Regions from separate parts of the Homo sapiens genome. Here region 1 is linked to region 2. Evidence: chromatin contacts called from ENCODE Hi-C data. All regions are on one chromosome and are shown on one strand. Each heading gives the region's core, a stretch centred on a gene start or an enhancer-like site at or near the end of the contact. The rest is flanking DNA. Distances are from core to core; before and after follow the strand shown.

Region 1 (6,413 bases), core at 1,755-4,254, 240 kb before region 2:
AGTTCAGTTCATTTTAGAAAGCTACACCGAGGAAGCCATTCCGACTTTCAGAACATCACAAATTACTGTCCATGTGGTGTCAAAGTAAGACTTAAGGGTAACAGAATAGCTTTGAGATGGAGAAAGAATCAGACTTGCTGGGGACCATTTGAATTCCCAGGCCCCCAGGTTTTGGGACACTTCTGACTTAAGCTTGTGGAGACAGCCTTAGTTAATGTCATCACCTCAATGTCCTAGGAACTAGCCCAGCACCTGGCCTCTCGCCTGTCGTGGAGAAGCTCCTGAGAACAGGACCTAGGTCAAGGCAGCACCCAGGAAGCCTGCGGGTTTGCTGGAAGGCCCTGCTGTGGAGGGGATGCCTGAGGAAACGTTCAACAGCTTCAGCTCAGCAGTGAGCGGCTGGAAGACCAGTCCACGTGGGCGGGCAGCATCTGTTAAGGATGTCCAGACTCATTCACTCGCTAAAATACTCCCTGAACAGCTGAAGCAGAGGCGATCTAGCAGTGATGCCAGAAATCTGGGTCCCGTAAGCTTAAATGGGAGAAAGGATCTCCCCACATCCCTGCCCCCAGAGCCACCACTTTCTCTGCCTTCCTTATTCTGGGCCACTCTGGTTCCTCTTCTGCCACCAGACCTGCCACATGGCCTCTCCCAGACTCAACAGTCAGACTACCAGAGTTCAAGCCCCACTCCACCACTCATTAGCATTTGGCAAGTCACTTAATCCTTTGAGTCTCCGTTTACTCATCTGTAAAATGGGATTAATTAATATTACTTATTTCACAAGTGGTTGTTGAGGATTAAATGGTAGAATACAAAATTCTCAATAAACATTAGCTCTGATAATCCTTCAAGAAACAGTTACTTCCTGAGTGTCTAGTGCGTGCCCAGCAGGGTGCTGGAAACAGGGGATTCAACAGAGAGCAAAGCCAATCTGCGGATTGTGCTCTAGGAGAAGAGAACAGATGTCAATTAACAACCATACAGTGACAATGGTAGTATGCAGAAAAGGTTCACAGTTCCATCAGAATATGTAATAAAGGGCTGGGGAAGGTGTCCCTGAGAGTGTGATGATTTGGCTGACCTCAGAAGAAAGCATACTCAGCTTCTGTCCAGCCCTGTCTGCCAAATCCCTGCTGGGCCCCACTAAATCCTCAAAGACTGAGGCTGCCCCTCCCCAGCCTCAGGACTCAAGCCCTGATCTTTCCCAAAGGAAACCACTAACTATCTCTGGTGGTCTGTGTCCTCCATGCCCTCTGGCTTCAGCACTGCCGGTGAAATATCCAGATGGTGGTGTTAACCCTGGAGGGGGTCCAGGTCCAGCACTGCCAGGGCAGAACTTTGGAACACTTTGTGCAGGGTCCCTCAGTGGCAGCTACAACTATGCACTTCCTGTGAAATGTGCGGGCATGTTGGGAAATGCTTGAGGGGTCCATGGTTCAAGGATGACTCTTTGATAGGAGATTTAAACTATGATCTATTTGAACATTCGGATTAGGCCGCGTGTGGTGGGTCATGCCTAATTCCAACACTTTGGGAGGCTGAGGTGGGTGGATCACTTGAGACCAGGAGTTCGAGACCAGCCTGGTCAACATGGAGAAACCCCTTCTCTACTAAAAATACAAAAATTAGCCAGGCTTGACGGCAGGTGCCTATTGTCCCAACTACATGGGAGGCTGAGGCACAAGAATCGCTTGAACCTGGGAGGCAGAGGTTGCAGTGAGCCAACATAGTGCACTGCACTCCAGCCTGGTGATGGAGTGAGACTCTGTCTCAATAAATAAATAAAAATAAACTTTCAGAATAGCCTATGTGAGGAGAACCAAGAAGGGGTGAGTTCTTTAGGTGACAACTGAGATCTGAAATTTCAGCATTAGCTTGTGGTTACTGCACACTTTGTTCAATGGTTTCATTTTCTCATGTCTAAGTCCTCTTCCCCAAGCCGCATGCCCACTCCAGCATGCTTGAGCAGGTCCCCGCCTCCCACACTATACCTGCTATGCCAGGGGGACCTGTCCACTGTTTCTTAGACCTGTGGGAACGTGGGCATCTTCTTGCCTGAACTCCTGCTATTCCTACAGCCTAGATTGTCCTGTGTCCTCTCTGTAGACTTCCACGACTCTCTACCCCAAAAGCAAAATTGACCTTTCCACCTTCTATAACATCTACTGGCCTTCTACTTGTCTGGGCTGATCAAGGCTGGGGATAACTCTGCATTCCCTGTGCCTAGCACATAGTGGGCACTCAATAAGTTCCTGTGAAATTGACTTGACTCTCTCTGCCCATACCTGCAGCTATAATACCCTATCAGCTAGAGCTTCTTCTTTCATGAAAACCAACAATATTTAGAAACAAAGCACCATTTCTGTTTTGTTATCTTCTTATCATGTATTGGCTTCCAAATCTTTAATTGTTTCCTGTATTTTCTTTATCCTAAATCCTACCCTCATTTGAACTCTGAACACATTGTTGGAACTTTGTAAAAGTTAATAATAATACATTTCATCCTATATTTATTTGTCCAAAACTATTTTCGAATATGTACATATATAGTTAGAAGCATCACGGAGTCCCACAGATATTTATAATGTTTGACTCACTCCAGAAAGATTCCTGGGATTTTTGCTGGGTCAGCCATCTGGCCGCTGTACTGTGGGCTGCCTGGTGTCTCACTGTGGTGTCTCCCAACCTTCCATTCCCCTGTTTACTTGGGTGACAGTTTGCTTCAGTGGTCAGATCCAGCCCTCAGCCTGCTTGATCCCTTCTCCCATGGAAGTCAGTCCCTGGCTGGTTTCAGTGGGCATTGTTGAGGTGGCGGCCATATGTCAGAGGTAGGGAGTGGAGAGGAGAGAAGAAGAGAAAAGGGGAGCTCCCAGCTGCATGACTGTCAGGGGCTTCTAGTGGGGGATTCTGACAGAGTCAGGAGGTGAGAGGAGGACCAGCTGCTTAGCAGCTATTTATAAGACTGTCATATGGGGAAGTGTGTCTGGCCGGCAGAAGCGAAGGGGGGTGGCGGACTGAACTGGCTCCTTATTTAGCTTTATGACACACACGCAGCCCAACTGTGAGAACCCACTCTGTGTGGAGACACCTGGTCAAATCTGCCTCCGCCAGACGGTGGGAAAGAACATTGACATTTCTCAATGGAATTGAAAAATGGCAGTGCAATTGGGTTTTCAGTAAGAACAATAAACTTTTTTCCATCTTGCTTTCCTTCCTTGCTGAAACTCTTAGGCCTCCCATCAAATAGACTAGTGTTACCTGCAGCCACTGCCCCAGGGGTGCAGGCTTCCACCAGAGAGCCCTGCAGTGTTAACCAGGAAAGAGCAGAAGTGGAGTTAGACCCTTCTTTCAGCTGGGCAGGAGCAGTCAAAGGCTGGAGATTTCTACAAAACCAGCTAAGCCGTGGGAGACAGAGTGACTGCTGGTTTCCTGGAGTGGAGAGAGGTTAATAGTGTGGTGCATTTGGGGTCTGTATGGGGACCAATGTTATTTAATGTGTTTATTATTGATTTGGAAGAGCGAATGGATACTAAGTTAGTGAAGGCTGTGGAGGGCACTAAGTTATTTCACTTAGTAAACACCACAGAGAGTTGCGGAGAATTCAGGAAGGATTTTCCATGGAGTTAAAGAAATTAGAAATAAAAATGTCTCGTTAGATGATGTACTCTGTCCCACTGGGCCAGCAGAGAATTGTTGCCGACAAGAGAAAATATTTCCTAGAGTTTAATTCAACCTCAGTTTTTAAATGCCTTCAATGTGCTCACCTTCTTTCTGGGAATATGGAAGTTCTGTCTGTTTCCTAATGCCTGTCTCAAGTTTTTCTTTTTAAATTCCTCCTATTATGCCTCACAGTTATACCACAGGGATGGGCTCTCTTTGTGGCTTCTCAGTATTTCATTTTCTGTACAACACCATGAAGGCAGGCCATTAACATTTCTTCTAGCCAATTCTGCTCCAAAGTAGTTCTTTCATCTTTTCTTAAACTGTTTTGTCATTATTCGTTCTTCCTAGTTCCCAAATCCTGGTAGCTGCCATCAGCCCCCTTTCAGATTCAGAAAGTAGTCTGATTCCTAGACCTGGTAGATTGTCCTGATGGCCCCAAAGGGAAGAATATTATAGAAATACAGAAATAGTAGTTAGACATTTACCTATTCACATGTCTGTCCAATAACATGGCCTGTGGTTGAAGCTCAAAGTCGTAAAAATCATGTTTGTCAAGTGATCGTATTGAAAACCCATTTCCAACTTGCCATCAGGCTCATTACCAGCATTCTTGAGTTCCAAGTATTGACCCCTAGCTCTAACTATTTGTGTTTCAGCCCTACTATCCCCCAGCAAACTGTTTTGCTGCTTTCAATTTCCAGAACAGGGAGTTACAGGCTCCAGTGAAGCTGTATGGAGCATTTCTTGTTGTTTAAAATATTCTTGAACATGCCGAGAGATGGAGCAGCTTGATGAGAGATGGCTCTTTACATAAATGTAAAATGAAAAACTTAATTGGCGCTTCTCATCCCGATTGTTTAACAAAATCAGGAACATGGATGAACATGATTTAAGGATGAAGTGTAATTTGTATACAGCCAAGACAATGGAGGAGGACCCCAATATTTTACCCAATTTTCAATAACGTTTTTCTTCCCCATGGTAGTATCTTCTCACTTGCACTCCTTTTGCTGTTGTTTAAAAACCACCTATTTATTCCCTACTCCAATGAGTTTGGATGAGGAAGAGATAACATAGCTCCAGCAACTCACCCTTGAGTAGGACAGTCAAAAAAATACTGAACAAATGTAAATAAAAGAACTACCACATTCTTAGTAGTTGCAGTTCGATGACAAGTGGAACCTGCCAACTTGTTTAAAATGTGTAGTAGGAGAGCTAGCCTCACTTACGTCTCTTATCAAAAATCAGATATCCTCTCCCTGGCAATGTGCCCTCTCGGCTCAAGTGTGCAGGCTTGGGAGGTGACATACAAGTAGCTTTGGGGCAAAAATAGGGTTCTAGCCCAGCCAGCAAGCTGAGCTCAATCAATGCTGGTAAGCATGGAGTGACAGACGTTGCAGCCAGATTATTCTTACATCAAATATGAATAAAGAAAACCATTGTCATGAGCAAATTTATTTATGGGTTAATAATAGAAAACAAGTGACTTCTTATCTTTTTCAGTACTTCCCGATGTGAATTCTTATGTCTATTTCTGCAGGATGCTCTGGTGGTGCTGTGACATGCCACCTGCACCCTCCTCCTTCAGGACAGACGTTCTCATTCCCATCCTCATTCCTCAGCTTCTGGGAGTTGGGTGAAGGTGGTGACTGGCAGCTATCAGCTGACCCACTCTCCAGGAATTGGCCTAAGGTTGGTCACTACTACTTGCCCCAAGACACATCTTCTCCTGGGGGCAGCCAATGACTGGCCCATTTCACCCCAACAATGGTTTATCTGAGAGCACTCCCTAGCAAATTTCCTATACTCTCCTTTTCAGAATCTGTGACCTAAGATAGATATACAGGACAGGAATTATTGCCTCCTTTACAAAAATAGAGAAATGGAAGCTCAGAGCAGTCACATCTTCCCTTTAATAGCACTTACCGTATTTTATTGTTTATTTATAACTCCCTCCCACTACAATGAGAAACCGCCAGAATCACTGAAACACTTTCTCAAAATTCACATGCTCGAGTGGTGCCCTGAAGATGCTATGCAGCTCTACTAAGGCCTGGCTGGGGTCTCAGTGAGAGCATTTTGAAAAGCTTCCCAGGTGATCATGAGGAATGTCCTGGTTTGAGAACATATGGGAAGAAGGGCCCAGTGCTCCTTGCACATCATTTTATCCCCAGCACCTAGGACAATGCCTGGCATATGGTAGCACTCAATAAATGTTGAATTAGTGAATGAATTCCCTAAGATCACACGCTGGTTCATAACAAAGCCCTGGAACTCCTGGCTCATTGCTTTCACTGCTGGAGGTATTAAAAGAAACAAAACTTTCTTAGCAATATCTTAATCATCACTCCTTTGGCAATTGTTTATTTAACTTCTTAAAATTCCTCCCAGCAATGGCAACAAAAATAAAACCACACACAAAAAAAGCTGCATACAAATGGGCTCTCTTAATGATTTTACCACCAAAGTATATCGTACAATCTTCACTGCCATCCCCCACTTTGGAGTCATCTGTGCTAGAAAGATGATGGATACACATATTAGTCTCTGGTTGTAATGAACACATCCATTATAAAAGCAATAGTAACTGCAACAGGGATTATGTGCTTGGTGAAAACATCTCCAGTGCCTTGTAAACACCTCAGCCTTCTGGCAGCCCCCCTGTGGGCCTATTTACTGCCTCTACGTTGCAAGGTAGCTACTGTCTAATTATACACAACTGGCTTGGTTAATCCTGCATAATAATA
Region 2 (7,001 bases), core at 750-3,249:
AAAACCAGACCCACTGACCCAAAGGAGATGAAGCATGTTTCTTTTGCCCATTATATTTCTCTGCTCACGCCTAGATGCCTTGCCTTCTCTGTCCTCTGTGTTTGAAGTTGAGAGCTGGGAACAGACATGAGATTGAGGTCCCAGGGAGAAGCCAAGTTCAGCCTGAGCTGGTGAACTCACTGAGACTAAGGGCAGATAATGTGAACTAAAGATACTCACTTATGACATTTGTGCCAGTAAGGGAAAGACCCACTGCGCCTTTACAAACAGGTTTCTTTTTGGTTGTCTTAACGGATGGCGCCTAGCTGAACGTCTTGGCAGTTTTCCTTAAGTAAGCGTCTCCAATTGATGATGATGGGAATGAGCTTAACACACAAGCCAGTATTACATAGGATTTTCTGCCAAAGACATTGAATGCACCAATTCTGAAGGGAATCATCATAAGGGACAGCGGGCTGATCTTACAAAACATCAGCATGCTTATGCAAGACCCCAACAGCAACAAAAATGACAAAGAATTAGGTGAAAAGGAAGGCAAAAGCTTGGGAAGAAACATGAAAATGTCCGTGTGAAGACATGTGTAAAAAAACAATGGAAGTGCAAAACTGATTTTAGTATTATATTTTGTTGGCAATAAATTCCATCCCGTTGTTTGAATGCATTTTGATCCTACGCTGCAGTGTCCATGTGCTAATAATTTAAATAATTACTGTTAACGTTATAGTAAACTCTAACTTCTAAAAGGGCAGTTAGTCCAGATTTTCTCCAGTAGTCAAGCACTGTATCTGTGAATGACTTAAGAATCTTTTCATGGCAGGTTCCCTTTGGCGGCCCCCTCCTCCCTAGCTTTCTAAACTTCTCACTTGCAAAGCAGCAAGCAGGTTTGTATTCATTCTTTTCAGCTTGCTTGGATTTTATCTGACTGCAGAGAACCGTGACTGGACAAAGATTGTGGTTTGGGGCGGTGACTGCTGTGACGGCACCCTTTGCTCCCATTGTGTGCTTTACAAGGGACTCGCTCTGCCAGAGCTCCTTTCTCCTTCCCCCGGTCTAAACCAGAGAGCTCCGAGGGCTGTCTGGCGCAGGACCAAGAGGCGGAGTTCAGCACCGCGGCCAGCAGGGGGCGTACTTGCCAGATAAGAACAGGTTTCTCGGTGCCAGAGTAACTCACATCACGCACGTTCTCTGCCGGGCTGTCCTTTTTAGTCAATTTGGCTCAAGATTAGACTCCAGAAGCATTTTATTTTGCCCTCTAAGGTCCCGGCCCACACCTGTATGACTGTCTGTCCACGCTGCTGTTTGCAGTTTCTTTTTGTTGTTAACAGTAGGCTCTGCTTTGCCATCCCTGCCGTCTGGTCACCTTTTACTTAGAAATTGGAGAGTGGTTTTCTTTCCCTCTCCCTGTATCACAGGTCAAGTTGAAGGGTACGGTCACCTGCAGGGAACAGGACCAAGTGTGTTCATTGAGCATTTTGCTGTTTTACATGACCTCGCCATAAAGGAGTGTCTCTACGAGAAAGGAAAAACCTGTTTCATAACGCAGTGCAGAGCTTTGTTTTCTCTCGTCAGGGTGACAGCCCTTTGGTTCCTGCCAGTGGGTATGCGACAGGAAGGTGGGGAAACTGGATCATGAAAATTCCACGGCTGGCAATTGCTCATTCTTTAGCCTTCTAGCCAGAGGATAGTGTCTGGTTCCCAGGGTGGCTCAGTACAGTATTTAATTCAGAGAGCCCAAACCTATGCCATTAGCATTTTATTCTTTAAAAAAAAAAAAAGAGGATGACCCTTGGTAATTTATAAGCAGCTTCAGCATAGTCTGGCACGAGGGGGTGATTGAGGAAGCGTTTTGTTTTTTGAAACTTGGATTCAGTGAACTTGTTGACTGGACTTTGCTGGGTAATGTTTTTCCCCGACAGCGAGCCATCTGCACAGGAAAAGTTCACAGTGCAACCCCGGGGCTTGTTACCACAATGTGGTGCTTTATGACTGGGAGCCTTTTCTTGAACGCCTGAGCCACTAGGTTCCTGTGCTCTCTGCCCCAGGTTGGATTACAAGTTGCCCCAGTGCTGGAGCAATTCCCACTCTGGCTGGGGCGGACACGGGAGCAGAAACCCCACAGCAGGTGCTGATGCTTCGGATATCTTTTTCTGTAGGCCCCTAAGCCCTCTTCCCCCACTCGCTCACAGTTCCCAACCCTTGCCGCCCTGGGCCCCATTCTTGGATTAGTTCTCAGGCAGCTGAAAATACTGATGTGCTACTTCCTGTTGAGAGAGAGAGAGAAGAGAGAGTGCACCCGTGCAACTGCAACAGGTACCCCCCAGGGAGGAATGTGAAATCACTGAGCTCAAATCTTAGATGGCTTTCAGAAGTCTGTGTAGAGTGAGTTTACTTTCGTTTGTTTTTAGCAGAAGCCCATTATTTAATGGCAGCAGGTTTGTTTTCAAGTCCCTTGGAAGTAACTTGGTGGTATTTCAGGTATATACGGATATAGAATCCAAACTCTGGTATTTATTGGTTCTTACTTTGCTCACATCAATTGGTCTGTTTAAGCCAGTCATGTGCACAATAGGGTTCCAACATTAATTTTTTTTCAGAAACTGAGATTTACTTGCTGTCCTCTTTTTCTACTATTAGAATCATTAATACCTGCCCGCCCCCACCCCCACACACACACTTTTTCATTTTAAAAGTCATCTCTAGGAGCTGTCTTTCCCAGAGCCTCATTGTTCATGAATTATATTGTGAATCCATTTGGACACCGACCAGGAAGTTGCTATAATTGCTCACATGCAAGTAAAAGCTTTCTCTGTGTATTAATTAGTTGATACAAGGGATTAAGATGATTACATGAAAGGCATTGCTACTTCCCTCTGAATAGTTAGACCAAGGTGGGTGCCAAGGCATCATTTGATCCCATTTGCTCAGCATGTTCCCTTGATAAAGGCACAGAATTTGAACAGTGAGGTTTCCGGAGGCAGCAGAACGTGGGAATCATTTGGATTCACTGTGTCTGTTGATGTGAAATGTGGGATATTAATCAAGGCTAATTACATGCAATGGGTTTGGAACCAACTGAAGGCCAGTTCAGGGCATGGTTCTCTATGTAATTACGGACTTTAAGGTACCAGGGTAATTACTGGAAATTAGAGGCCCTTCCTTTATGGGTCTTGCCTCTCAAAATGTGAAAACAGTTTCTTTCACCATTAGGAGGTAGGTCTCTCCTCAGAGTTTGGTGTTAAACAGATACAGCCAGCTTTTAAGTAGGTCTTGGTCATGCTATGTCAGCTTTCTAGAGTTAGGGCAGTAATCCAGATAATTCTGGCCTACTTTTTTTTCCCTGTCAGTGATCTTCTGATATTTTAATTCAAAATAAAAAGTGGTGTACACTTGCTTAGGAAGTGGAATTTTAATAGTTCACTGTCCTTTTGTAGAAGATCATTTCCTCTTGTGTTGTTTGTTTGCTTTTTTTTTTTTTTTTTTGGTCTCCCAGGCTGGAGTGGCATGGTGCAATCTTGGCTAACTGCAGCCTCCCCCTCCCAGGTTCAAGTGATTCTCCTGCCTCAGCCTCCCAAGTAGCTGGGATTACAGGCACATGCCACCATGCCTGGCTAATTTTTTTGTATTTTTAGTAGAGATGGGGTTTTACCATGTTGGCCAGGCTGGTCATGAACTCCTGACCTAGGTGATCCTTCCACCTCAGCCTCCCAAAGAGCTGGGAATATATATATATATATATATATATATATATATATATAAATATATATATACACACATATATATATAAATATATATACACACATATATAAATATATATACACATATATATAAATATATATACACATATATATAAATATATATACACACACATATATAAATATATATATACACACATATACATAAATATATATATATATACACACATATACATAAAAATATATATATATATACACGTATATATATTTTAAGGGTAGTCTGCAGTCCTTTCTATTAATACATTTAATATCTTTTTACTTGGAAATTTGAGTTGCTTCACAATGTATGAGTGTTTGGAGATGCTACTTTTTTTGAGGAAGCCCCTTCCTAGAGGGCTGGGAAAGCCACCATTGTGAGACTCTTGTGGGAAGGTGAACATTCACCCCCAATACAGAAAGCCCCAAAACCCAGATTCTTGTTTCCTGGATCTCTGGTAGCATATGTCTTTATGCTCATCTGGGGGTTAATATGCTAAGTATAGATTTAACTATGCGTATCTTTGCTTACAGGCATGTGTTTATTAAAAGCTCAGGAAAAGGACTTGGCCACTAAGGTCAACAGAACCAAGGTGGGAGGAACTAGTGATTTTTATAAGTCATATATTTAGCTGTCCTGACATTGTTCTTTTTAAGTGCTTTCAGAATTAGTTCCTATTATAGATACACCATTTCTGAATCTGAAGACCGAGAAGGATTTGTAAAAGTATGGAGGGCTTATGATAATTTTATAAAACTGAGGTTTTGTATATTTTATATATAAGATATTCTGTATCAAATTTTTTAAAAAATGTTTTTTCAACTAGTTGATTTCATCACAAGGCTCAAACCCTACAAATTCTGAAGTTTTATTTATGTTGGCATTTCTGATTCTGTTATGTTCCACAATTATTTGTATGTTCTCTGTCTAGAAAGTCTATGTCTATGTCTAGCCTCACTGCATGTTCCTGACTTGGGTTTGAGGATGGCCAATGGAAGAAGGAGTCATTGTGTCTCTAAATTGGGGCATTTAAGGACTGCAGCTGTCAGTTTCTTTCCTGATGGCTTTACCCTTTGTTTGATCACTCAAGTGTTAATGCAGTGCTGCTGCTGGCCTGATTTCACCATTGCTTCCCCTCCACTACCTGCCTAGGCATGTCCTCTCTGTAGGAATTGCCAGGCTTCTCCCTGGTCTAACTGTCTCTCAATTCTCTTTTCTGGCTTTCCCATGGGTTGTTCTCTCCCCACGATCTTTATTATTCCTCTTTGTCTTTTCTCCTTTTTTTCTTCCCCTCCCCTGTAGAAAAATGGGTCTGTATTTTGATAGCTACGGGGTATATATGTGTATATGCAGAGGGGTATATGTGTGTTTGTATAAAGCTTGAATATAGGCCAGGCACAGTGGCTCACACTTGTAATCTCAGCACTTTTGGAGGCTGAGGTGGGAGGATCACTTGAGCCTAGGAGTTTGAGATCAGCCTGGGCAACACAGCAAGACCCCATCCCTACAAAAAAAATTAAAACGAGCTGGGCATGGTGGCATGTGCCTGTAGTCCCAGCTACTTGGGAAGCTGAGGTGGGAAGATCATCTGAGCCCAGGAGGTCGAGGCTGCAGTGAGCCATGATCTAGCTAGCCATTGTACTTCAGCCTGGGTGACAGTGAGACCCTGACTGTAAGAAAATAAAATAAACAACAATAACAAAAAAGAACTTGAATGTAAATATTAGAAACACATTCTTCATTCCCAGCCACTCGCTACTTTGCCTCACATGTCCAGTGCCCAGTGCCACACCCCTTAATTTCTTGGCATATCCTAGAAATGCATATAGACCTCCACCTAGGTTTTCCCTATCTGCAGCCTTCAGGGAACCTGGCTATTGTTTTTATAAAGTTAATGGTCCTGCTACTCTTGTGAGAGAATGCTGCTGCTAGAGCCCTGTGTATGAATGTCTGCCTTTTGTCTTCCCTTTCTTGGGAGTCTTGGGTGTCTTAGTTTCGGACATCCCAACCTGGGGCAGGGGTGGGTGGATGGGATCCTGTGTCTCAAACTTCATTTGTCTGTCATGGTATTCTCTCACCTCTCCAGAGTACATAAATGACTTTTTCGGGCCCCAGAGCTTGAAAGTATGCACAGGTACATGTGCCCACACACATTCTGCCTCTAGTACAAGGGTAAGCCCAAGGTCATTGAAGTAAGTCAGCAAAACTGGAAGCCAGGGTTGTTGATTCTGTGCCTTATTCCTTGCAAGCCCTCTCAGATTTTCTGGAAGAACTTATATACATTTTTCTCTTCCCCCTGCATTTTAAAGATTTATTTCATCTTTAGCTTTATTGAAAGGAAGTGGAATTTGATCTGTGGGGACCTTTTTTTTTGGTGCGGAATGCCAGTGACATCATGGAATGACCAGAGTCCTGCTTTTTATTAAAGGACACAGGGAGGGTTGTGCTACATACACATAGGACAACTCTTTCTCGTTTTGCTTATTTCCAATCATATCTAGCTTTAATTTCTTTGAAACATTTTTTAAAAGTTCAAGTGCCATTGAATAGAAATGATGTGGATTTTTTTAAAGTAAATATTAACTTATCAAATTCAAATGAGAACTTAAAAAGGGAAACTGTAGTAAGGTTATGCTAGACACTAAATTTTTGCTATCATGGTTCCTTCAAGGATTAGTCAAGATTAATTAAGGGAATCACAAAGGATTGCATTTAAGGACATATTTGGAAGTATTTATTGTATAGTAAGAATGAGGAACAATATTCTGTTCTTTAGTACTTTCACACTTTTGCAAACTTAACTGGAAGAAACCCAAAACCTAAAACCCAAATGGTATCGCAGGCAGTGTTTATCCTCCTCTGCTTCCCCTATGGTTGATAAAAGTTGACTGATGGAATTTGAAAGGAAGCCAGGAGTCTTTTTTTAAGTGTGTGATGTCTGTGAAGCTGCAGTAATTTTGGGTGCTCCCTCTTGTGAAGATCTATGTATGCATGACAAGGAATGCAGCATTTAGGTATTTGCTTACGTGTTTTAAAATATCATTAAGAAAAGCATTGGAAATGATGGCTGTGTTTTGTGTTTTATTTTTTAAGCAGACTGTTTTATTCTAAGCTCCTTTTAAGCGAGCTGGAAACCATCTCCACTGACACAGCCTTTTCCTTTACGTTTGAACTTTCCTGGCAAAAATGACTCGTCGATAGAGTCCAAGCTAGTTCATTCCCTTTGTGTGTAGAAAATTAGACACATGAATGCCACAAATTAATCAAATGTA

Evidence for each region. A loop is a pair of places that touch in the nucleus more often than their neighbours do. Pooled maps may share reads with other maps.
Region 1: a loop to region 2 is called in a map with no recorded cell type, with 12 times the contacts of the local background. The contact joins two enhancer-like sites. A Hi-C loop is called at or near these places in 1 of 168 maps with a recorded cell type or tissue (PC-3), 9 of 37 single-sample maps with no recorded cell type and 4 of 50 pooled maps.

What each region holds. Positions count from the first base shown.
Region 1 is chr5:107,809,297-107,815,709 of GRCh38, reverse strand. It overlaps the pseudogene RN7SKP122. Among named protein-coding and RNA genes, the nearest start is that of EFNA5, 140 kb to the right of the region's middle. RefSeq lists enhancers at 2,027-2,226, 2,944-3,043, 3,144-3,253, 5,612-6,133, 6,134-6,413. Within about 2 kb of position 3,004, at least 3 of the 41 ENCODE cell types and tissues checked have a DNase peak (open chromatin) inside an H3K27ac peak, as active enhancers do.
Region 2 is chr5:107,566,314-107,573,314 of GRCh38, reverse strand. All of the region lies in intron 1 of EFNA5 (ephrin A5), which reads left to right. Among named protein-coding and RNA genes, the nearest start is that of EFNA5, 100 kb to the left of the region's middle. RefSeq lists enhancers at 973-1,267, 1,278-1,427, 1,998-2,277, 1,888-2,599, 4,524-5,059 and 1 more. Within about 2 kb of position 1,999, at least 30 of the 41 ENCODE cell types and tissues checked have a DNase peak (open chromatin) inside an H3K27ac peak, as active enhancers do.